Regions from separate parts of the Mus musculus genome. Here all the other regions are linked to region 3. A link is a loop called in an ENCODE intact Hi-C map of the cell type or tissue named here. Cell type or tissue: left cerebral cortex. All regions are shown on one strand.

What was found. Hi-C counts contacts between places; a loop is a spot of excess contacts. Peaks named below come from ENCODE experiments on the same cell type or tissue, not always from the same donor. Only the 100,000 strongest peaks of a DNase experiment are listed, where the experiment ranks them.
Region 1: it touches region 3 in a loop (2.0-fold over the local background); 9 of 42 quality-filtered maps call a loop at or near these places.
Region 2: it touches region 3 in a loop (2.0-fold over the local background); 6 of 42 quality-filtered maps call a loop at or near these places.

The regions. Positions count from the first base shown.
Region 1 is chr1:51,833,842-51,841,841 of GRCm38, reverse strand. Myo1b (myosin IB) reads left to right here. Exons shown (of 31, transcript NM_001161817.2): 4 at 7,299-7,393. Among named protein-coding and RNA genes, the nearest start is that of Myo1b, 78 kb to the left of the region's middle. In left cerebral cortex, a CTCF peak has its summit at 3,825; DNase peaks (open chromatin) are centred at 3,389, 3,841 and 4,313; H3K27ac peaks cover 1,536 bases.
Region 2 is chr1:51,816,658-51,824,657 of GRCm38, reverse strand. Myo1b (myosin IB) reads left to right here. Exons shown (of 31, transcript NM_001161817.2): 5 at 457-561; 6 at 4,471-4,517. Among named protein-coding and RNA genes, the nearest start is that of Myo1b, 95 kb to the left of the region's middle. In left cerebral cortex, no CTCF peak of the experiment used is centred here; DNase peaks (open chromatin) are centred at 889, 2,406 and 4,268; H3K4me3 peaks cover 450 bases; H3K27ac peaks cover 3,059 bases.
Region 3 is chr1:51,905,334-51,913,333 of GRCm38, reverse strand. The region is part of intron 1 of Myo1b (myosin IB); the gene reads left to right. Among named protein-coding and RNA genes, the nearest start is that of Myo1b, 6.6 kb to the left of the region's middle. In left cerebral cortex, no CTCF peak of the experiment used is centred here; DNase peaks (open chromatin) are centred at 3,912, 5,271, 6,016, 6,932 and 3 more places; H3K27ac peaks cover 531 bases.

The DNA.
Region 1 (8,000 bases), 71 kb after region 3:
TTCCAAGTCCAGGAAGGATGCTGTTATGGAGGAGGGCTCTTGCCCTGTGGTAGCATGTTGGTGCCCTAGACTTTAGAACAGATCAAGTTTTCTGAAAGTAGTCCTTGGCTGCACATCCGGTTTACCATTAAATACCAAAATGCTGCTTCCAAGCCACAAAGGCCAAAGTTTCTTCTATATGGCTTTCAAAGCTGAATCCAGTCCTTTTCCTTCCTGGGATGATTTAGTTTCCCCAAATCTCTTATCTGCTTCCTGATGCCATCTCCAACCCTGGCTTTTGTAGTCACTTATGAAAAGAACCATCACTGGTCCAGCCCACCATCCAGCCCCCATCATCGCTGTCTCTGTCTGGTAGAAGGACATGTGTTCATGGTGTTTATTCTGTTGGGTGAGTCTCAGGCCAGTCTGTTGAGCCTCAATGAACTGTAGGTCTCCATTATGATTTTGATAATGGGATCCAAAGATTTTGGATATGACCCTAAGCATTTTTGTACTAAGGGCATTGTAATAAAAATTTCTAAAATCTCAAAAGAAGAATACTCATTTAATTAATTAATTAGCTAGTTAATTAATTTTAGTGCTGGCAGTTGAACCTAGGGCCTCATGCATGCTAAGCTAGCTGTCTACCTCTGAATTAATACTCTTAGTCAAGTTGGATTGTTTTTTTTTTTTTTTTTTTTTTTTTGTAACCAGCATAGATAGAAAGCATTGCTTACTAAATCCAGTGCTCAATTACGAGAGTGTGCAGTCAAGTCATGTGGGGATTTTATTATGCCTTGAAATATAACCCATGTGACGTACTGTGATTCTGTCCTCTTAGTGGTCACACCTGACTGTAAAGATTAACATTTATTTTTGAGTGACAAGATATCATGAAATCTGTGAGCACTGAGGTTAGCGGGTGTAGTGATGGGAGGGTGTTTTCTGGATGCCAGCACGGGTCTAAAGGAAGATGCCTCAAGCCGTGTGCCGTGTCCTGCTCTGAAGCTGGACCTTTAATCTTTCATTTCGTGTTCTGCCCTTGTCAGTACAGAACAGATGTCTTCATTTTGACGCATTATATTGTGTCTATTTGGTGGCCAGTAGAGACATAACTTTTCCAGCTAGAATGCAGCCCAAAGAATGTTTAGGCTATGAATGTACATGAGCTTAGGAGTTAAATGAGCTAAAATACTTTAGAAAATTATAGATATAGATCATTTAAAAATCTATTTTAGTGCCACTGTGTTTTGTTGTACTGCAGTATGATACTTTTCTTCTATTGGGGTGGCAGTTTGGGGCTTTCTCTGAGTTTAGATGTAGAAAAGGAAAGTATAGTTCTTTTTTAAAAAATCAAAACAAACAAAAAAAGCAGTTCTTTAAAAAATATAATTCCTGTGGGCAGCATGTCTTGACTCATTCTTTTGTATCCTTTCTCACATGCCATGCAATTGACTCAGTTTACCTTCTGTGTTTGTTTGAGACAGGGTCTCATGTTGCTGCAGGCAGTCCTTGAACTCTCTGTGTGCAGGAGGATGGCCTTGAGTTGATCCTGCTGCCTTCACCTCTTGCGTGGCTGTGCTGGCATAGGCCATAGTGCAGCAAAACTGTCCAAAGCAACAGTACTAAGGATAAAGCTGTCCCATAAGGGTATGAGGTGGTAGAGTGACCATCTCGTGGATGGTTGGTTTATGTAGTGCTGGGAATCCAATTCCGGGCTGTATTCTTTTTAAAATCTTTATTATTTTTTTGTTACTCATTTCTCTTCTATTCCAACAGTGGCTTCCCCTCCTTCCTCTCCCCCTCACCCCCACATCCTTTCTCTTCCATATTCCTCCCCTCCCCAGAAAAGAGCAGAGTCCCAGGGACATGAACCAAATGGAATAAGCTACAATAAGACTAGGCACATATCATCACATCAAGGCTGGACAAGGCAACGCAGTAGGAGGAAAAGGGTCCCTACGTAGGCAAAAGAGTCAGGAGAAGCCCCCATTCTGCTCCCACTGTTTTGATTCCCACAATAACACCAAGCTACTCAGCCATAATATATATGCAGAGGACCTAGGTGAGACCCATCCAGGCTCCCTGGTCTCTCAAGTTCTCATGAGTCCTGGTTAGTTGATCTGTGGGCTGTATTCTCATAGTGTGTCCCTGACCCCTCTGGCTCTTCCTCTTGCTCCTCTGCAGGACTTCCAGCCTCAGCCTAATGTTTGGCTGTGGTCCTTTGCATCTGCTCCCATTAAGTTGCTGGATGAAGTCTCTCTGGTCTCTTTGAGGATGATGCTAGGCTCTGGTCCCAGCACACTCTGCAGGCAGGACAGCTGTTGGTTGAAGGTTCTTATGGCTGAGTTGATGTCCCAGCCTCCCCACTTTGGACTTTGCCTGGTTACAGAAGATGGCCGGTTCAGGAGTCTTTGCTTGGGTTACTCTCAGATTCCATGGATTTTCTTTTGCCCTCAGTTGCCATCCGTAGGGCCATGCTCTTGTCCAGCAAGCACACCCAGCTGAGCCGCCCCCACCCCTCAGTTATTGTTCTCTGTTCTGGTTTGTTTTTCTTTTTTCTTACCCAGGTTTTAAAAAAAAATAATTTTTGAAAATTCTGGTTGTAACCCGGCATTATTTTGAGGTTTGGGGATTTGTGATAGACCTCCTTAAACTCTGAGACTCGCAAATTCAGTGTTACAGTGCCATGCTAGAGGACACTGTGCTGAGGCCCCCACACCCCACACCTGCCCTTTCCTTCCCTTTCACTTCATCCTGGACATTTTGCCTCTCCTCCTTTCTTTTGAGGAAGGCTTACTTTGATCTTTGTCTCCTCTTGCACTGAAGCTTGGATTGTTAGGTCGCTAACCGGGGTAGCTATGAGGAAATACCTTCATATACTTAACTGTCTTGGACTGTAAGTTTAGAAATGTTTACCTTCTTGGGAAAATCACCTTGTTGTTATAAATCAGCGTTCCAACTGTCCACCAGATAGTCATTCTAGCACATCATAAGGGGCAGCCTCAACTTTACAGTGTTGGTACTTTTGCCTTTAACAGTTTAATTGCACTTTGGCCTACGCCAAGTCAGCCATGCTGAATTAACTTCTTTGTAGAATGTAGTTATCTACAAAGTATATTACAAGGAAGCCAACGTAGGGACTCTTCCTCAGAAAACAGAACCCCCAGTTTCTCCTTTTCCTTGTCTTTTAGGTCTTCTTGTAGTCTGCCTTGCATCTTGATCAGGCTGGAAATGAACTTAGATTTAGCAGATGGACCTTAGGCATTTTTAAGCAAATTTTTGTGTGTGTGTGTGGGGGGGAGGTAACTTAGTTTAGAAACACTGAGATGTCAGAGCTGAACTAGATAGAGTTAGAAAGGGAAAGAGACAGTGGAGATTTTAGTTCTAGAAGAGAATGTTGAGTCTGAACTATTTGAAGAGGGCTGAGTTGAGAAGGGGAATTCCCGAGGGTGGTTGAAATGCTCTGGGATTCGGGATCACATGGGAGGGAATGCCAGTTTGAGAGCCTTGGAGGATGAGCACTTGAAACTGGATGGTGGAATCATTTATCTGAGTTCAGGAGATTTTTCTGAAACAGATTCTCTTCTGTTAAACCCTAGTTAAGGGAGCGATCCAACTGCGAGTGCTCGGAACAGACTGGGTGTGTTTTCCAGCCACCCATTTGGGCAGAGCTGGAGACACTGAAACCCGGGCTACTCTTGGGCCTGTGTGCCTGGGTATCGGTGGTGTCACGGTGAAGCGAATAGCTCAGTCTTTTCTGCTCTGCACATGAGGTGAAACAAACTTGGCAAGGAAATGGCAGGGTGGAGAGCAGAGAGTGTGGAGAAGGAAGCCCTGCCATTCCCCTGATGGCCACGTGGGCAGCACCACTATGATTAGCACTCTCGAGTAGAAATAAGGCAGAGGAAGGACATAAATACCAGCTGGGCTCTTTGCAGCATGCAACCCACCATTCTACCCTCATAGAAAATGACAGATGAGCCCCAAACCAAACTTTTTGAAACTGAATCCTGGTAATAGTCAGAGCTGTTTCAAAATGCACAGTGGAGGATGGTATCTTGGTGCTTGCTGGGCAAAAAGGTTTGGTGCTCAGGAAGCAGCTGGGTGGCTGATCTCGAAGTCTTGGGAATAAATACCAGGTTGCCCTCATTCCTAAGGTTCAGCTCCAGGGTGGAAGAGGTGGAGAAATCCCTGCTTTTCATGGGGTCTGGCAGAAATCATGCTTTTTCCCTGTGCTATCATCGTTCAGTCATAATGGTTCATCCTTGTGTGTGGTAAATAATGCTGACACGTCACAGAATAATGAGAAGCATGTGGATCATGGCTGCTTTTAGCTGAAACTTCCCTAGGATTTATTTAGGTTCTTTAATTATAGAGAGTTGGGAGGCCTGGCATATGGCTTTAGTTTATACTTATAAACGGTGGCCTTGGGGATGAGTGTGTGTGGAGTTGCCAGGGAGGAAGAGGAGTACGTCCAAAAGGGAGATTGTGTTCTTTGGGGGCATTCTTTTGGTCATTTAAAGAAGTGGAGCTCTGTGTCTGTAAGAGTTAAGAGCGGTGGCATTATTGTGACTTGAGGTGGGTGTGTCTTAGAGCAAGACAGCTTTTAAAGTGCTCAAATATTTTGGTACATTTTCATGGCAGTTAGAAATCAGTCACTTTCAAGAATCTTAAAAGAAGAAACATCCCTTTTGTGTTTTTTATCTTGTGCTAAAATTACGCCTGCCGTTTGATGAATCAAGTCCTTAAGCAGTTAAGTACTGTTGGTTTTCTGTATCCATGGATTCAAGCAACCTTGGATCAAAAATACCAAGAAAGCACATTATGTGTGCACTGAACACGTGCAGACGTCTCCTTTTGCCATTATTACATATTACAGCTATTTGTAGCACTAGTATTGGAGGAAGCATTGCAGTCCTCCAGAGACGGGTTAAAGTATTCCAGGAGCTGTGCAGCGGTTATTTGGAAATACAACATCACTTTATATAAGGGGGCTTGAACATCCACCATTTGGGTAGCCAGGGAGAGTCGGGAAGAGGAATGTCAGAAGATGCTGGGAGAAAAAAATTCTTCATAGGTGCCAAGGGATAATTATACTCCTGTTTGGTCAGACAGAAAAAAGTATGTGTTCAGCTTTGGTGTTTTGCCCACAGTAAACCCCTGGCAGAATTACTTAGTCATTTCCCCCAACCTTTTATGTGTGTGCATCTATGGGCCAAATGCTGTTATTCCTGTTTGAAGTAATTTTTCATTATTTGTTGCTCAAATAATATAGAAACAAAGCTAAATCCAGCCCTGGAACCACCTGCATTCAACAATCCAAGAGAATATTCAGTAAATCTGTGTGGTTGGAAAACTTTTTATGTAGTCACTGTAATATACTTTTTCCACCTTGCATGCCAAAGAAGACGATGTAAGTGACGTCTCTGAACTATTATCTGCAAGTTGGAACAGTGGGAGGGAGACAGGTGAGGAGGAAAGTCTAAGCAATGCTCTCCTTCCCTGCATGAAGGTCACAGAGAGAATGGGACTGGATATTTAGGTGTTTTATGAAGCTCACTCCCGCATTGTTCAGAGACAGTGCACGCATGCATTCATCCTGCATTGCACTGGTCATGTTACATATTAGATTTAAAGCTGTGTGCATAACACAGGGATTTATTGGCTAGAAAACCTCTACCATGCAGGAGCTTATATTGTAGAAGGGGATAATAATGTCTGCTTCTCTTTACTTTTAATCATACGTTTATTCAACAGTATGCTTAGTTTACTTATTACATGCAAGGCCACAGCTAAGTCGACCTGAAGGTTACAGAGTAAGAGCGGTTCGCCTCTGGTACCACACAACCGTCTAGCAGGAGATAAGATATGGAAGCTTAGACTATGTTTGAACTCCTCTGTGCCTAGCCTCCCTGCCTCCCACTTGCTTTCTCCGGGCTCCTTTGTCACATTGTGACCCAGCCAAAGTCAGAGGCGGGGTCAGTGGTCTCTCATTTCATTCTGGCGGTATGAAGGTACATCCTTGTTTGTGCCAGTCTTGTGAGATTTAAAATGAGTAACATTCTAGTAAATGGAGCTGTTCCTAGCTCCCAGTCCTGCCTTTTCCACTCTCACATATATTCATTCCTGCAGCGAGACCCTTCAACATGTGTTCGTTTCTTATTGGGACCCTGTGAAGTTCTTCTCAGGTCCCCTTCCATATGCCCTCCAGCATCATGGAAGTGCCCCCTGAAGCCTGTGTCAGCCTGCTTCCCTGCTAGCCTGGCCTTTGTTTATGCTCAGAAGCTCTTTGCCTTGCAAATTCATTCTTTGGAACTAATTTTTCCACCTCTTAGAATTTCTCTTCTCCGACTCCAGTCCCTACCCTCTTGGGTTGCTGTCTTGCTCAGCGCTGCTCTCCACATTATCAGGAGGCATGAGCTGTTCATGTTTGTTTCTTCTTTGCACAAAAGAGGCTGAATATTTTATATTCCCAGCTTGTTCTTGACACACTTTCAGTAAAGTAATGTCAACTCTCAGTAAATAATGTATTAACAAATGAGAAGTAGAAACTTGGCAAAAGTATTTATCATATTGCTCAGAGTTTTTTCTTTTCTTTTTTTTTTTTTTTTCAATGAAAGAAGGACATTTGTCTTGTTAGTAAAACTCAAGGAGGGACAGACCAACAGGAGGACTAGCCTCAGTGTCTTGATAGGGGACATCGTAAGGTAAGATGAGAAGTTGAGCGCCAGGCAGTGGCCAAGAACCTTGGTGAACTCTACATAGCCAGTGGGTCTTAAGTTCCATCTTGCATTGTGAAGTTCATAGTAGTCACAACTTGGTGGTATTTGAATGTGTCTTGCTAATGTTTGGGAAAAATATTTTTTATTATTATATTGATGCTTCCATAAATTGATAATGCTTTCTCATTATTTCGAAATGCTTGAGTATTGCCCTGAACAATACAATCTCAATATTACCCAGTTGTGGACTTGGCAGTGTGACATCTTCTCCTTGGCTCTCTGAATTACCTAGATTTTAATAGAAACACTTGTACACACGTGTGCGCACACACCCACACGTGCAGGAGAGATAAATAAAATTTCACTTTAAACTAAATAAATCAGTGTTATTTGCTTAGTAGAGAATTCATGGGAAAAGGTAAGTGGGCCAGAAAGGATGGATATATTGATTTGTATATTTTAAAAGTTGGCAAGAAATAAAATGTGATGATTTACCTGTGCTTTGAAGCAAATCACAGAGGCTCTTAGAATACCCAGGGGTACCCGATGAACATATATTAACCAGCTGAATCCTCCCACATTTTTTTCTTGTAGCTTTGCTTTGTCGGATGAAGCATACAGATCCCTCCGTGATCAAGATAAAGATCAATGCATTCTCATTACTGGGGAGAGTGGAGCAGGAAAAACAGGTGAGACCACCACCAAACTGACCTTGCCCTCTCTGGAAGGAGATGCTGTTGCAAGGCAGCAGGAAAGGAGCCAGGTAGCCCTTGGGAGCCAGGTGTCCACAGCTGCTGTGCAGGGGCTGATGCCCACAGTTGGTGTTCTGTGGACAGCACGTCTTGATGGAGGAGGGGTCAAGGCACCATCAGAGTGCCAGCCATCCAGTGTAAGTCACAGCACTGCTTCTCAACCCCCCAGAGCTGCGACCCTTTAGTACAGCTCCTCCCAACCATGAAGTTATTTTCGTTACAATGGAATTTTGCTACTGTTAGGAATTTCAATGTAAATATATGATGTGCAACTCCTGTGAAAGGGCCATTTGATCCTCTTTCCCCCAACACCAAAGGGTTTGTAACCCACAGGTAGAGACTCACTGCTCTAGAGTCTTTTGATCCTAAAGAACTGAGATTATGTAGATGTTGACCCATGTGTGCAAGGGCAGGCTGTGCTTCTAATAAAAGGATTTCAGTGTGGTCCTGAATGAGGAAATGGTTTTATTCTGGGAAGATTTGGAAATACTATTCTCTGTACCCAAACTCAGAAAGGATAAAACTGTAGCAGACATTAGTTTTG
Region 2 (8,000 bases), 89 kb after region 3:
TTAGTTGCTCACTTTTGGAGCTGAAGAGTAATCAGCCTGACCTAATTGTGAACAAACTGATTTGACTCAGAAACTATTTTGAAGGAAAACAGTTCTTTTAAACTTCAGAAATACATTTGGCAAAGATGTATAGATGCCCAAGTTATTTTTGGCTTGAATCACAAACAGAACATAGATGTATGTGTTTGATTACTCTGAATGTGAGTCTTCTGAGATTTTTTTGTTGACCATGTAACTTAGCTTTTGTTTTTAACAGCTCAGAAATAGGCTTCAAGCGCAAGCCATATTCTAACTAAATTGATGATATATCAGTTTAAAATGCAGAGCTGAAAAAGTTTCCAAAACATGTGTCTACCCAACAATAAAGATGTTTGGAAATGCAGCTAGTGAATCTTCTCTCCAAATATGATTCAAAGATTCTTTAGAATTGAGTAACATGGCTGTTTCCCTCCACAGAGGCCAGCAAGCTCGTCATGTCCTATGTCGCTGCCGTGTGCGGAAAAGGAGCAGAAGTCAATCAGGTCAAGGAACAGCTTCTGCAGTCCAACCCTGTCCTGGAAGGTAAGGATTTCATGTTTGGTCCTTGTGATTCAAATAGCAAACTGTGTTCGTTCACTTCAACTGCCCAGTGTTCAGGGAGGGAAGAGGACACCCACCGTTCAGGCCAAAGCCTATAGAGGAATTAAGCCTTGTGAGGCTTTGTTTCAAGTATTGAAAAGAGGCAATAGCTTACTCATGGAAAAGGAACTTTCCCATTTAAAAAATACTTTTGCCATTCCATTTTTATGTAACTTACTTTGGTTTGCTTTTAAGAAATTGACTGTTTTTGCAGTTGATGGTGTAGTGATGTTTTATTATTCATGGTAATGCCTGTGGCTGGTTATGTCTGTTGTCATGGAAATCAAGGACCGAAGAAAGCCCAAATGCTATGTAGTTCTCCTAAGCTTTGTTGTTAGCTCTCTGGTAACTAGCTCATTATTCTTGGAGGCTAGAAATCTAAGAACAAAATCCTGCTAAGATAGGTTTCATTTGGAGACCTCTCTCATCTTAGAGACAACTCCCACCTTATTCATGTAAGCTCTTCTTGTGTGTTTCTTGGGAACAAAACCAGAAGTGAGCTCCCTGGTGTCCCTTCTCCATGCTCCACACACATAAGTACCTCCCAGAAGCTTACCTCTCCATTCTGTCGCATAGAGCGTAAGCGCTTTAATATATGAATGAGGAAAAGGGGCAAGCACACTGGCCCATCATCAAGAATAAATTAGAGATGAATTCTTTCACCAGATGAAAAATAACATTTACCGTTGGTATAAACAAACCATGCTTACATTAAAAATGAAATTAGGATCCTGGAGAAGAATAGTTGCTGCTCTTGCAGAGGGCTTGGGTTTGGTTCCTAACACATACATGGCCCCTTACAGCTGTCAGTAAATCTGATTCCAGAGTTACTTCTGGCTTTTGCAGACATCAGGCATGGATGTAGTGTGCGTATGTATACACGCACGCACACACATATATGTGCATATATATATATACATGCTTGCCATATATATATATATATATATGTATATGTATATACATATATATATATACACACACACATATACACACACAAAATAAAAACTGAGTAAATTTTTTTTTAAATCATGAAATTCCAGCTTTTCCTTATTGGAGAGAGGCTATTAAATTTGTCTTATAGTATAAGTGTCTCAGTGTTGTGACTAACACAGTTGGAGCACCAGTTGGATTTCTTAGCCTTGGAGCTGCTGTGCTGGGCACGTCTTTGGTATGAGTGGGAGGCCTGCTCTAGCATTTATGGCCTCTGCTTGCCACGTGTCAGTTACACCCTTGTACCTGTTGGGATTAAAAAAACAAAAAAACAAAACCTCCAAATATTGGCACTGTCCCCCAGGGAGTCAAAAGCATACTTTTAGAATCTGGGCCAGAGGAATAGTTTGGCTCAACCCATTGCTCCAAGCACAGAAGGACAAGATTGAAGGCTAACGAAAGCAGAGCTATCTTGGGATTGGTAGGCAACCCTTGACATGGAGGGTCGCAATCCCTCCCTGTTGCCTTTTCTACTCTGCCTGGGCCCCTCCTTCCCTCTGGGAAATCTTCTTGAACTCTGAGCAGTGACTATGGCTTTGTGCCCACTGATGTGCCCGACTGGCAGCATAGGGGAGGCATGGAGCCCAATAGGCTATTACGGTTTGATCGCTCCTCCATTTAGTACCTTAACTGGTAGAGTCTGTAAGAAGTGGCATCACTACATTTTACTAATCTGAGATCTGGCCCCTTTGCTTCCTCCCTTTGCCTTTAGGTTATGTGCTCTGCATGAGCTGATTTCTGCACAGGCTTATTTTAGGAATGCTGTGGTTGAAAGCAACAACGTAGCGGAATGCTGCAGCTTGCATTTTTGACTAGGATCTTTTTATTTGGTGGTATTTGAAATGACGCTGCAGTGCAGGAAATGGAAGAAATGTCCACTGTGGGTGTGTGTTATCTTTTATGGGAACGCTTTGCTTTTTAACTGGAGCTGCTACTGTAAATGAACGTTCAGAACAACGAACTTTATAAAAAACAAAACAAAACAAAAAAAAAACAAAAAACCCAACCAACCAACAACTGTGGAATGTGTCTCGGGTGTTCTATAATGGAGTACTTGTTTCAGATTTCCAGACTCACAGTAAAAGACTGGAGAGTTTAGGGTTGTGTTTATAATATGCAGCTCAGACTTGTTCGAGGAAGAGATGGTTTATGGCTTGCAGATGGGGCTCTGAACCAAGTGCTGGAGCAGCGCTTCGCTCCTTCCTGACTGTCAGGCCACAGTCTAGTGATCTTTGTGTCAGCATCTTGAACTGGGATTTAGGCCTGTTCTAATTATTTGACTTGGCAGGTCTACATTTCAAACCTGGCATAAAGGACTAGCCCATAAAAGCATGGGAAATGTTGCAGTTTAATGGTGACCAGGTCAGGTGTCCACTGTCGTCAAGGTTGCGTTCACAGATGACTTTTGCTTGGCAGTGAATTTGTGAGAATCCCCCTTTCCTCAGCGTGTTTCCTTTGCTGAGGTTTCCAGTGCTTTCTCTCTCAGTGTACAAATGTCAGCCTATCTTCTTCTGAAGTGAGAGTTTGGTGTCAGGAACTCAATAAACCATACTTGGCCCAAGCATCTCTAAATATAAGGAACCTTCTCTGTTGACTTTGTAAATTTTGACTTAACCTATTTTGAGCCAGCCATGTGGTGTTTGTTTGTTTGTTGAAATAAGGTCTGGCTAGCCTAGTACTTACTCTTGCTCTGTGACACTTCCCTGTCACCCTAACCCTCATTTAACTTGATGAAGTCACGGAGGCTTCAGAAATGTGGTATCTAGCCTCTTATTCAAAAGGTTCGTTTTGTTTAACCACATCTTCAGGAATGATGCTGCTAGTCTCAATTGTGACTTGTCACCAAAACAGCTTGGGTTGGAGGGGGCCTTTGTAGGAATGCAGAGTTTTGTGTCCTCCAGGGTGTACTGGGCTGGCCTGGGTTCCCTTCAGGGTTTGGGATGTTCTGTCGGGGCATCCACAGGGAGCCTTTCTACATATGTGACCTGTACTCACACGACTCTCTTCTCCCTTTGCATCACCCCAGCTTGGCTTGTGAGTGTTTGTGCACAGGCTTGGTGAAGCTGTCCATTTGCTGTCACAACTACACTGTCACCTGTGTTAAACAGGACCATTCTGTGACCGGGGCAGAACCACCCCGCAGCTCTCATGGGTCCTCATTTCAAAGGTTGTCCCGGGGCAGATCGGTCTTCTGGAAGCAACTGAGATCAAAACAGACTTGGGCTGTGCATTTTGGGTCACTTTGTGTTCTAGAATGTTTCTTATAGGTCTGCCTGTTGGGCATGAGCTACCAAAGTCTGTATCATTTTTATCTTATTTGAAATGACTCATTTTCCAACTCTCAGTATAGTTCTTACTGTACTGTAGTTATGTAATCACATTTACATAAATAGCTTTATTTCAAAATTAAACGGTTTTCAGTTTCACATGCCTCCTGCAATCTATATTCCTCACCCACGTGCACCAAACCTATAAGGATAGAAAATGATTTCTGAAATAACCTGAGTGGTAGTTTTGGCGGAGGACTAGGCACCTGCTTGATGCCCAGTAGGTTCCTGTGGAAAGGGGTTAATCGGTGTCAACCTAGGCAAGGTTAAGTTTAGAGCAGTGCTCGAAACAATGCCAGGATGCAACGCTGCCACTTGCTCTCTTTCTGTGTATTTCTAACCACTGAGGGAAGTTTAAGAAACTTATTAAAATTTCTGCTAGATCTATTTGCGTGGGAATTGTGTGTAGACATGCCATCACTGCAAGCTCTGCTTGCCAGGGTTATTCCTGCCCAGTACTACACTTGCTTTATGTTTCCGCTCAGTATTATTTTTTCTATCAGCTTTAACGATGCATCTGTTTCTCTCTCGTTAGCTTTTGGAAATGCCAAGACTGTGAGGAATGACAACTCATCTAGATTCGTAAGTATTTGTATAAGCTTAAGTGCTAACACTAATATTTAGTCCATGTGTGTTTAAACAAGCAGATGTTTAACATTTCTTAATACACACATCTTTAAAGCCAGGAGGCACCCAGCCCCAGTTGAGACCACTGTAAGTTCTATAAAAGTTCTTTGTTTGTTTTCTGAGATTCTTTTCTTTTTTTTTTTTCTTTTTTTCTTTTTTTTTTTTTTTTAGTGGCAAAGTATTTTTATCATGTTTTCTCTTCGTCTTTAATCAAAAAAAATTACAGAAAGCTATTTATAACCATTTCTTACTCATCTAGAGTTTGGTATTTAGAAGTCATAATTAAGACTCAGAAATTCAATAAAAAAGAAAGATCAAGTGAGTGTTGTTTGCATACTCTGTCGCCTTTGTCTCTTGTTTGATGACCTCAGAGAGGATGGGATGTATTTTAAAACGTCTTGGCAATAAAATCACTAGGCTTAGTAAGTGCAGGGGCCTGGGGGAACTGAGTACTGAAAACTGAGGCTAATTGATGTGTTGTCTTGACTGAGTCTGGCCCTTGCTGCTCTTCCAGCCTCCACTCCTGTTAGGGTCCAGCATGTGACTGCACCTTGTCGAGTTTGGTCCTCCACCTCACTTCAGGCCCCTGATTTTCACAAAGATACAAACACTACCTGTGTTTTTGGTTTTTGCAGTGCTGGAAACTTCGTGCCTGCCAATTTATACCTTGTAGTACCCCACTTTTTCTCCTCTCTGATTCTTTTGGTTACAAGGTTTTGTTAAGTTCCTCAGGCAGGCCTTGAACTCTCTCATTTCTATTGCTTCAGCATCCTGAGTAGGTGGGATTATACATCTCTATAGTTTGGTCTGACCCCATGAAGGGATTTTGAGATTTTTTCTTCTTCTGTGGTTTAACTAATTTTTCATATTAAAAGATCATTGACTTTAGCAATCCTCTTGTCCATTGCTTGTGCCCTTGGTAATTTCTGATGCTTCTCTACCAGAGATTCTCCTTGCCCCTACCTCAGATCCCTCTTGGCCTTCTTACACAGGTTGTCCAAAGCTTAAATAAAGAAATGGTCTCTGTGGAGATAGTTTTTGTAGCTTAGAAAGTAGAAAGCTAAATAAGTACTTAAACCCAAGGCTGTGAATTTTCCCACCGGATCAGCCTGTAAAGCCCTTATAACCAGTTTGACCTAGGCATTTACTTGTATGGTAACATGGGTAATCTCATTGCATGGATAGAATTTGAAGTGAAGTAATTCCATTGATTGGGCTTCTTTATGTGATAAAACTTAATTTTGTTTGCAAATTGTGTGTACATGCACTTGTAAAGATATTTACAAATACATGTGACCATGACAATACAAAGGCAGAAAACTATATTGCTTAAAAGGTCATTATAGTGCAATTTAAGATCCAGTGAATGGGTTGGTAGGTGATTTATCTTATTAAATAGCTTTAGAGAAATCCTCTTATGAGTATTAGGATTTGAGATTAACACTTGATTAGATTAAATCATTTCATGCCTACCTTCTAGTAATTTCTCTGCTTTGTCATCTATGACTTGATTAATAGCACACCTAAATATGTGTTGTAATTTTATAATTAGACTCTATGCTATTTTGCGTGTGACTGTGATATTGCTTGACAGAGTACCCTTGACTATGTTCAGGTCGGATAACCTAGAATGAATTTATTGGTCACTTTACTGAGAACTCTGACAGAGCCTGTAATTAAGACACATTGGTCCTAGCTGACACTTGTAACCAGTACATTCAAGGACATACCTCAGTGTCTCCCATATGCCCCAGTATTTTTAGATTGACTTCTGGAACCTTTTTATTTTCTTTTAAGAAAGAGACTTATTAGCATTATTGCCTCAGCAGTGGGTGAAACATCTACTGTATGCAGACTGCTAAGCTGGATCGGCTCTGGAGGGAAGCGGGTGGCATTTGCACTGTTAGAAAGTGCTTTTGTCCAGCCTCAGCCTCTCATTCATTACGACTTTTGCTTGTTTGTTGTTTGTGTAGCCCTAACTGTTCTAGGACTCTGTCTGAAGACCATGCTGGTCTTGAACTCAAGGAAATAGTCCTGCTTCTGCCTCTCGAGTGGTGGTAATAAAGGCATGTGCTACCATTCAATAAGAATTTTAGCCCAGCAGTGGTGGCACACACCTTTAATCCCAGCACTTGGGAGACAGAGACAGGTGGATCTCTGAGTTTGAGGTCAGCCTGGTCTACAGGGTAAGTTCCAGGACAGCCAAAGCTACAGAGAAACCCTGTCTCAAAGAACCAGGAAAAAAATTAAAATGTATGGATTTGTTTTTGTGTTTTACTATAAGTATGTATACACCTCCCATGTAGCTGGAGTGATCTTTGCAGACAGGTTCCAGCAAGCCTCTGTCATGCCTCTTACCTTTACCTGCATAAGCTGGGTGCTCTCTAGACCTGCACATGCTGGGTGCTCTCAAGACCTGCACATGCTGGGTGCTCTCTAGACCTGCACATGCTGGGTGCTCTCTAGACCTGCACATGCTGGGTGCTCTCTAGACCTGTACATGCTGGGTGGCATATTGTATTACTTATGTCTCCCTTCAAATGATACCTTGGTAATAACTTTCTCTCTTTTTATTTTATTTTATTTTTTTTACTGGCTATTTTCTTTATTTACATTTCAAATGTTATCTCCTTTTCTGGTCCCCCTTCCAAAACCCCCTAACCCTTCCCTCGTCCCCTGCTTCTATGACGGTGTTCCTTCATCTACTCCACCTCCCCACCCTTGAATTCCCTTACACTGGGGCTTCGAGCCTTCACAGGTCCAAGGCCCTCTCCTTCCAATGATGCCCGACAAGGCTATCCTCTGCTATATATGTGGCAGGATCCATGGGTCGCTCCATGTCTACTCCTTGGTTGGTGGTTTAGTCCTTGGGAGCTCTGGGAGGTCTGGTTGGCTGATATTATTATTATTCCTATGAGATTGCAAACTCCTTCAGCTCCTCTAGTGCTTTCTCTAACTCCTCCATAGGGGACCCCATGCTCAGTCCAATGGATGGCTGAGAGCACCTGCCTCTGTATTTGTCAGGCGCTGGCAGAGCTTCTCAGGAGACAGCTATATCAGGCTCCTGTCAGCAAGCACTTGTTGGCATCTACAGTAAATAAGTCTCTGGGTTTGGTGACTATGGGATGGATCCCCAGGTCAGGCAGTCTCTGGCCTTTTCCTTCAGTCTCTGCTCTACACTTTGTCTCCATATTTTCTGTCATGAGTATTTTTGTTCCCCTTTGTAAGAAGGACTGAAGCACCCACACTTTGGTCTTCCTTCTTGAGCTTCCTGTGGTCTGTGAATTGTATCTTGGGTATTCTGAGCATTTAGGCTAATATCCACTTATCAGTGAGAGTGCATACCATGTGTGTTTTCTTTGTGTTTGGGTTACCTCACTCAGGATGTTATTTTCTAGTTCCATCCATTTGCCTAAGAATTTCATGAATTCATTGTTT
Region 3 (8,000 bases):
ATTTCTGGCCTCTGGCTGTCCCAGTGGATGCGGGATTGTGTGATAAGCCTGGCAACTCGCTGCACCCCCTCTGGGATGAGTCATCACTTTGTCAAGTCTGGTGTTTAACACCAACTTTCCCTACAGAGCTATGCAAAGCAACAGGGATGGACCGACTTCACTGGGGAAGGGTGTGGGCTTCGAGTGAGATGGACATTTGTCTAAGAGCACTGTAACATCCTTGGCGTCTATTGTATATTCCTGCTGGTACCACTTGATCTGCTTTGGGTGAGGTTTGTCTTCCTCCTCTGATCCACTATTTTCAATAGCTAGACATTTACATATTAATTAAATAGGCCAACACTAATTATAGTTACCATTTAGTAGGTTTATTATGTGTAGAATTTTATAGGCTTCATCACTATATTAATCTTTAATAAAACAACGTGGCCAAAGGTGTCAGCCCAGGCTGGCCTAGAATTCACTATGGAGCTTGAGATCGATTGCTCTTGAACTCTTGATCATTCTGCTTCGTCTTTCACCCCTAGGGCTAGCTTAGTAAGCACAACCCACCAGACCCAGTTACATTTTTATTTAAATTTTTTATTTTTTTTTATTTTTGGTTTTTGTTTTGAGACAGGTCTTTGTGACCCAGAGTGTCTTAGAAATCACTATATATCCTGGGCTGGCTGTTAACTCAAGGTAATCCTCCTGCTTTAGCCTCTGACGTGCTGAGATTATAGGTGTGAGCCAATGCTCCTTGCTTAGTACTTTGCTTCTTGTATTATAGTTGTACAGTATCCAGGAAGGGACAGAAATGAAGTCTGAGTGCTCAATTCTAAAGTCAGTGTTCTAACTAAACACAGTATAATTGCGCTATGTCATTAATCCCAGTTATCTGGAGGCAGAGGCAGACAGTGAGTTTGAGACCAGCCTGGACTACTGAGTTCCAGGGTTATGTAGGGAGATTGTGTCTCAAACAACAAGCAAACAAACACATAAGCAAAATCTTATGAATAATCATAATTTGCCTTTTGATTAGCTTTTTGCAGATTCCAAATCACTTTCATGTGCATTATGTGCATTGACCCTTCCTAAAGCCACTGCAGAATAGTTTTGGCAGGCCAGATAAGTGGCACCACGACTTTAAAATGGCAATATTTGAAAAGTTTATAAGCATACTTAAAACAACAACAACAACAACCCACCAGGGTCTTATGTAGCCCAGGCTGGCCTAGAACTCACTATGTAGCTGAGGATGACCCTGGACATCTGTTCTGCTTCCTGCTGCTTCACTGGGTTTTCAGAGGTGTTGCATACTGAACTTCATGCTTCCTGCATGCTGGGCAAGCACCCTCCCAAGGGATTGCATCTCTAGCTCCCTTTATTGGTGTTTTCCAAGGCTGGCCTGGAATTTGCCATCCTTACATCCCATGAACAGTGGGATTATAGGCATATGCCACCACACCCAGTTTACATAAGCTTCAATGAAACAACTTTATTTCGGGGCCAGCATTTAAAATTAAGCTCTCTTTTTTTTTAAAAAAAGAAAACATTTCAAATTGGTAGACTAGAAGTTGACTTTATATATAGTATTTCCTATTTCTTGCTTGACATCCATTTTGGCTTTTTCTCTTAAGGCCTCTGAGAACACTGCCCTTTGCTCCTCCTCAGCTGAGACCCAGGAGGAATGTGATGCAGAGAGGAAGTGGGGCATCAGAGCTGGAAACACAGGCAGCCGCAGGCTGAGGATATTCCCAGCACACGCTTCCCGTGCTCCTGGCAAGAGCCCTTTACAGAAGACATTCTTCCATAGAGAAGTGTCAAGGGTCTTCCTCCGCTGGATCCTCTGAGATCATCACATTACTGAGCTCTGTGGGAACTCACATTCCACATGATTTGTGTACTTAGTCCTTTCCTACTGGGAAGTGAACTAGTTTAGACATCAGTATAAAAGGGGAACAGAAGTGACCTGTATCCTTGGGCTGGAACAGAGTGGTGCTGGGCAGAAGGACCAGACCTTGGCCCAAGAGTAACCACCAAGTACAGGATGGAGATTTGCATTGAATTATTTATGGACTTCTCAGAATGTTCCTGGGGCAGGTAAAAAAAAAAAAATCACATCCCTCCACTTATAGTGCACACACACACAGACACACACAGACACAAAGACACACAGACACAGACACACACACACACACACATATATATATATTGTATGTATGCATACATACATATTAGTTCCTACGATAAGAATTTAGAGACTGTAAATTATGCCCTGTCTAAGTATTTCAGCCCCTGTCTAAGTATTTCAGCCCAGGATACTATCTGATCTCCAGGGTCAATGGCATACCAGCGACTTTGGTCTCTTTACATCATTAATTCTCCAAGACAGGCAATATATGTGAGTTCTTGTCTGTGAGCATCTTTCTACAGGCCAGCACTGAAGCAGTGCTTGGGGGATGGGGAGAAAGGTGCTTAGCAGACTCTTCAGATTTTGGTCACCTGTGACAGTTTTGGGGACCTTCTTCATCAGTTCGTATTCTGTTAAGCACCCAGTTGATGTGAGTGAGACCCTGTATTTGACACCTTTCAAGAGCAATAAAGGAAATCCACTGTGTCTCCAAGGACAGTGTAGCAGGGCAGATGGATTTGCCTAGAGGGTGGATGTTGTTGAGATGAAGAAAATGGCTGTGACAGCTGTGGCGATCGAGGCCAAGGCAATGCATGCTGCTCCGACAGAAGCTGAAAATAACCAAGTGGGAAGAGAGGAAGGAAGTGTGGCACGGGTGCCCGCTCCTTCCTTGGCTTTGTTTCCATCTAGACGATTCAGGCCCAGGACCCTGAGGTCTAATCCCTGGAATTCGTGTGAGAAGGAGTGAGCAACACATGGGCAATTGTCAGATCTTAGCTCCAACATCCTTATGTCCTGAGTTCACTGGGACTGTCACTTCACCACCACCTCAGGTGTATTTGTGTTTTAAAGGCTGTGCTGAGCCAGAAATGTCCATAAAGGAGGGATATTTCTGTCTTAGTCTCTGTACCTGTTGCTGTGTTAAAATACCTTGACAAAGGAACTTAAAGAAATTGTTCCTTTTGGCTCACACTTCAAGGTACTTGTCAGTCTTAGCTGGGACATCAGGGCCATAGGCGCTCCAGGCAGCTGGATATATTTTCCCCATAGTCAATGGGCAGAGGGCAGTGAATGCCTGCTGCTGCTGCCGGTCACACATTTCCCACTCACACCGTCCAGGATCCCAGCCAGAGAGTGACCCACAGTGGATGGGTCTTTTTACCCCGGCACAATCATAGTAATCCCCACAGACATGCCCAGGGGCCCATCTCCTTGGTAATTCTAAATTCTGTCACGTTGATGCTAACCATTACCTTCCTAGTTCACATTGTCCTAACGGGGCCGTTCATGATATTTTTCAAGAAGTGCATGATTTATGCTGTTGCAAGTGCATGCATGAGTACACTCTGTGGCATAGGGTTTTGTTTATTTGTTTGTTTCTCTTTCACCTTTCCATGGGTCCCAGAGATCAAACTTAGGTCATAGAACTCGTGTGTCAAGCACTTTCACCAACTGAACTCTCTCACTGGCCTTGAACCACTTTCAAGGGATGAGTTTTGAGGATTTTGAGGGAGCATCCACTTCGGAGAGAGACTCCTTCTTCCTTGCTTGTTTCCTTGGTCATCTAGAGCTTGGCCTCCTGCATGTGCCCTGGCTGGCCCGTAGTTGGGAAAATGGTTTGCTTTCTCCCACTTTTCTGAATCCTGTGCTTAGCTCTCCTGTCCTGATTCCTATCCCTACGAGACTTGGTTCTGAGAAGCCAGGCTCTGGCTGGTGATCTTTCTTGTCAGTTCCCCAAAGCCCACAGCCTCACATCTCTTTCTGTGGGAACTGGGCGCTGTCTAGGAGTTTCCTGGGAGCTCAGCTGGCCTCAGGCCATCAGTGTAGGTGGAAACAGTGTGCTGTAGTCATAGTGAGTACAGGGTAATATGGTGTGAAATGGTGTGTGTGTGTCTGCCCCTGCAGAGGTTGGCTTGAGAGACTCAGGGAGAAGGGGGGAGGGGGAAAGGGGGTTAGTAGAATTTCTGCACCTGACAAGCAGTCAGGTTTCTGTCTTTCCTTCTAGCACAGACAAGCCTAAGAGGATATCAAGCTGGGTTTTTCAGGGGCGTTAGGTGCCCTGAGATTTTGGAGAAAATGGAGTTTTGCCATTAACATGAAAAGAAAATTTAGGGTTTTGTTTTTATTTTTGTTTTGTTTTTGGTAAGTTTTTAAACTTTTTCAAAAGAGAAATTCAGGCAATTAATATTTTGTCCTTCATGCTGGATGCATGTATGTAACTACCACACAGATTTCCCCTGAATATATGATAAAAATATTTGGGGCTGTGGTATAGGTAGAGCCCTTGCCTAGTATTAGATGCCCTCTGAGTTTAATCTGTAGCACTGGGGTGGGGTGGCGTAAGGGCAGGGAGTGGAGGGGAGCAGCAGCAAGCCCAAATCACCTGGGTATTCCCTGTCCCCAGTCTTAAATGGGACAAGGTCTCACCCACTGTTTAGCCCAGGCTGGCCTTGAATTTGAGATTCTTTGGACAAACTCTTGAGTCCTGGTCTTATCCAGCCTAAGAATTCAGCATTCTTTTGTGTTTTGTTTTGTTCCTTGTTTGTTTGTTTGTTTGAGATAGGATCTCTCTGTGTAGCCCTGGGTATCCTAGAATTCACTCTGTAGACCAGGCTGGCCTAAAAATCAGAGCTCTGCCTGCTTGCCTTTGCCTCTGGAGTGTTGGGATTAAATGTACCACCATTTCCCAGTTTAGAATTTAGTATCTTTAAATAACTTTTAGAAAGCTAAATTGAAAGAAAATGGAAGAAATTATTAGTTATTGGCCTTATGTACATGTGTCATGGACCTGTTATGCCCCTTCCCTGGTTTAAGAAAAAATTTCAAGCACTGACCTAAACACACACACACACACACACACACACACACACACACACCCCTCCCCCGCACACCCCTCCCCCCAGAGAACTGATTGCTTCCTATCGCCCCACTCACAGTTCTCAGTGTGTAAACTCCCCTCCCCGCTCCTTCCCTTTAAATTCTGTGCTATTCTCCCCTGCAGAGCTCTTTGCCGTGTTCAGATAGGAAACATGCTCGCATCCTAGCCGACCATTTCTTCCTCCTTCAAAGAGTTTCAAAAGCATTGCCAGCGTCCATTCACTTTAGAGCCAGAGCCCAGCTGCCTTGAGGAATAGCTTAATTTTCATAACATTGGGTTTGCGCCAGTTTGCATTGCTAGCTGTATTTTTCAGTCCTCCTATAATCCACTTACATTTCAAGTAGAGGAACCATAGTTATGAATGTGCACGTGACAGGGTGAGCCACATAGGAAAAAGTTCTCATTTGCCTGACATCTCCAGGGTGCGGAGAAGTAGTCATAGAAGCATGTGAACTGCCACGAAGGGTTGTGACTTAGGGCTTCCTCCTTTCATGTTCTGTGACATTTGGGGGAAGGAAGTGCAGTGGGACTTCCCATGTAGGTTTTATGCATGACCAAGGGGGTCTTGAACACCCATTATTAGGGCAGTTTCTTAAAACACCTTTCAGGCCTAGTGAAGTTAATCTTGACTTGTTTATTTTTATCTTATAAGCTCTATGTTTCTTACCTTCCTTAAAGATAGAACTTGTGGAGTTGTTATTTTGATTTTGAATCCCCAAGTTCTGCAGAGATGCACATGAAAGGATGTTGGCTGTACTTGAGACAGGGCCAGGCACAAAGTGCTGGTTTTGTTTCCTGTGGAGGTGGCTCACTGTCCCCCAGACCCATCTAAATCTGTGCTTAGCTTGACTGTTTTTACTAAAAAGCATCCTTATCACCCACTTATCTGTTTTCTGTGACCTTTTATCCACCTAGGTCATTGCTAAATTCAGCTTGCACTCTCTGTTGGAACCCTGAAGCCTTTATTCTGCTTTAGACTTTTAAAAGCACTTGCCCCAAATAGCTTGTTCCACAAAAAGAGTAGCAGACTGGGAAAAATGACTCTCATAAATTACATAAAGAGGGTTCCTTGGCCAATGTTGCTACTACTTCATTTGAATTGCTTCCTTTGAAGTAAGTTTCCTTTCGGGATGACCTCCTGGCCTTTGTGGATATGTGCAGTGAAGTTCTGAGAAGGAGCTGTGGCTGTCACACATCTGCCTGATGCCTCCGGTAGGTACCCTCTTGAGGAACTTATTTCTGCACAACTGCTGTTGTCACTTCATTGGACATTTTCAAATCCATGGCTGTCTGACTCTGCTGAGAATATGTCCTGCATGAATTGCATATGCTTCATCCTGTTAACTTCATAATGCTCTTTTTGTCTGCCAGCCTGCCTGCCTGCCTGCCTCCCTCCCTCCCTCCCTCCCTTCCTTCTTTCCTTCCTTCTTTAGACACACACACAACACACAAGACACACACACAGACACACACACAGACACACACACAGACACAGACACAGACACACACACACACACACTCGGGCACCCATTTTCTCTGTAGCCTTGGCTAGCCTTGAACTCACAGGGATCTTTCTGCTCCCTCCTTTGAGATTAAAGGTTTGTGTGCCACACCCAGCTATCACACCCAGCTTTTTTTTAAATAACAAAACAAAACAGCTTGTTTCTTCCAAGTGCCCCATCCACTAAACACATTTAAGAGTATCCAGTTCTTTCCCTATTTTCTTTACCAGTTTTTACCCCAGATTCATGGTGTTCTTGTACTTTTGAGTTTACAGTGCGCCCTGGTTGAACTTAAGAGAAGAGACTATATTTGAAGCAATCATATGGTAAAAATAACGCTAAGCATTATCATAGTGCAGTTACTGGATTCATAGCATTCTCTATACTTGTATCAGCGCCACACGCAGCTGAGTGTCTGTGTCACTTGTGCCTGTGTTCTCCAACTTCGCTGTGAGCTCCTCACACCCACCTCGCTCCACCCTCAGTTTTGTGTTACTGGAATTGCATGCATCTTAATAGAAATTCAGGGAGAATGGACGGCTTTATAGTCTTATGGCTTATGGCCACAAACCTGATAAACCTCTCTGTTTACTTAGGTTTTTTACAACCTCCCAGTGAAATTTAATATGTACTTTATGTGTGAAAGTCTTTCTCATCTTTTGTTAGATTTTCTAGGGTGTTTATGGCTTTCGTGGTCAGTGTTTAATGCCTTTGTGATTGCTGTTTCTGGTGTATCAAGAAGGGATTGACTGGGTATTTATTTGTTCATTAGATAGCTCTTGGTTGATTTAAATGTCTTCTCATAGGTACTTGCTATGGGACCGGAAGTCAGGCGGCTTTCAGTGAAGCAGGAAGTAACTTGAGCATGTGTTGGGAATGTCACAATTCATTTTAATTTAAAATGATATACTTTTGGAAGTAAGGAAAGGTGACTTTTAGTTATTTAAATGCATTCATTTTGATGTAGTCATCAAATATTTGGATGCTTTCTATGTCGTGGGTACCATAGCAGGGTCAGAATTGTGAACAGAGAAGGTTTAGTTGTACTTTCATGGAAGAGCAAGCTCAAGAGCCCACATGGCTGTAGAGAGGACTACAGATCCCTACATCTCTTTCCTCCTCTTCCTCTCGCCTCCTCTTGTCTACTCAGAGATCCACATAGATTAGAGTGAAAAGTAAATTAAGCAAACCAAGGGAGACTGCTGAGCCCTGAGGTGGGGTCCCCTCAGGTGCACGATGGGTCAAGGGTAGCGCCAGTCATCACGGACTTAAGTCAAGTTCTTACTTTGATGAGTTGTGGAATTACCATCTAAGGTAAGCCAACTTATTTCTGGTCAGTATGCCTCTCTCCCAAACAAGCTGCCTGAATAGGGATAGGGCTGCCTTGTGGTGGAATAGACACCCTACTTCTAGGTTTTCTGCCACCGAGGCTTTTAGTTCAGACAGCCCCTATTTCTTACCTCATGGACTGAATTTATGATGGTGTTTCTGAAAGCAATATGCATTC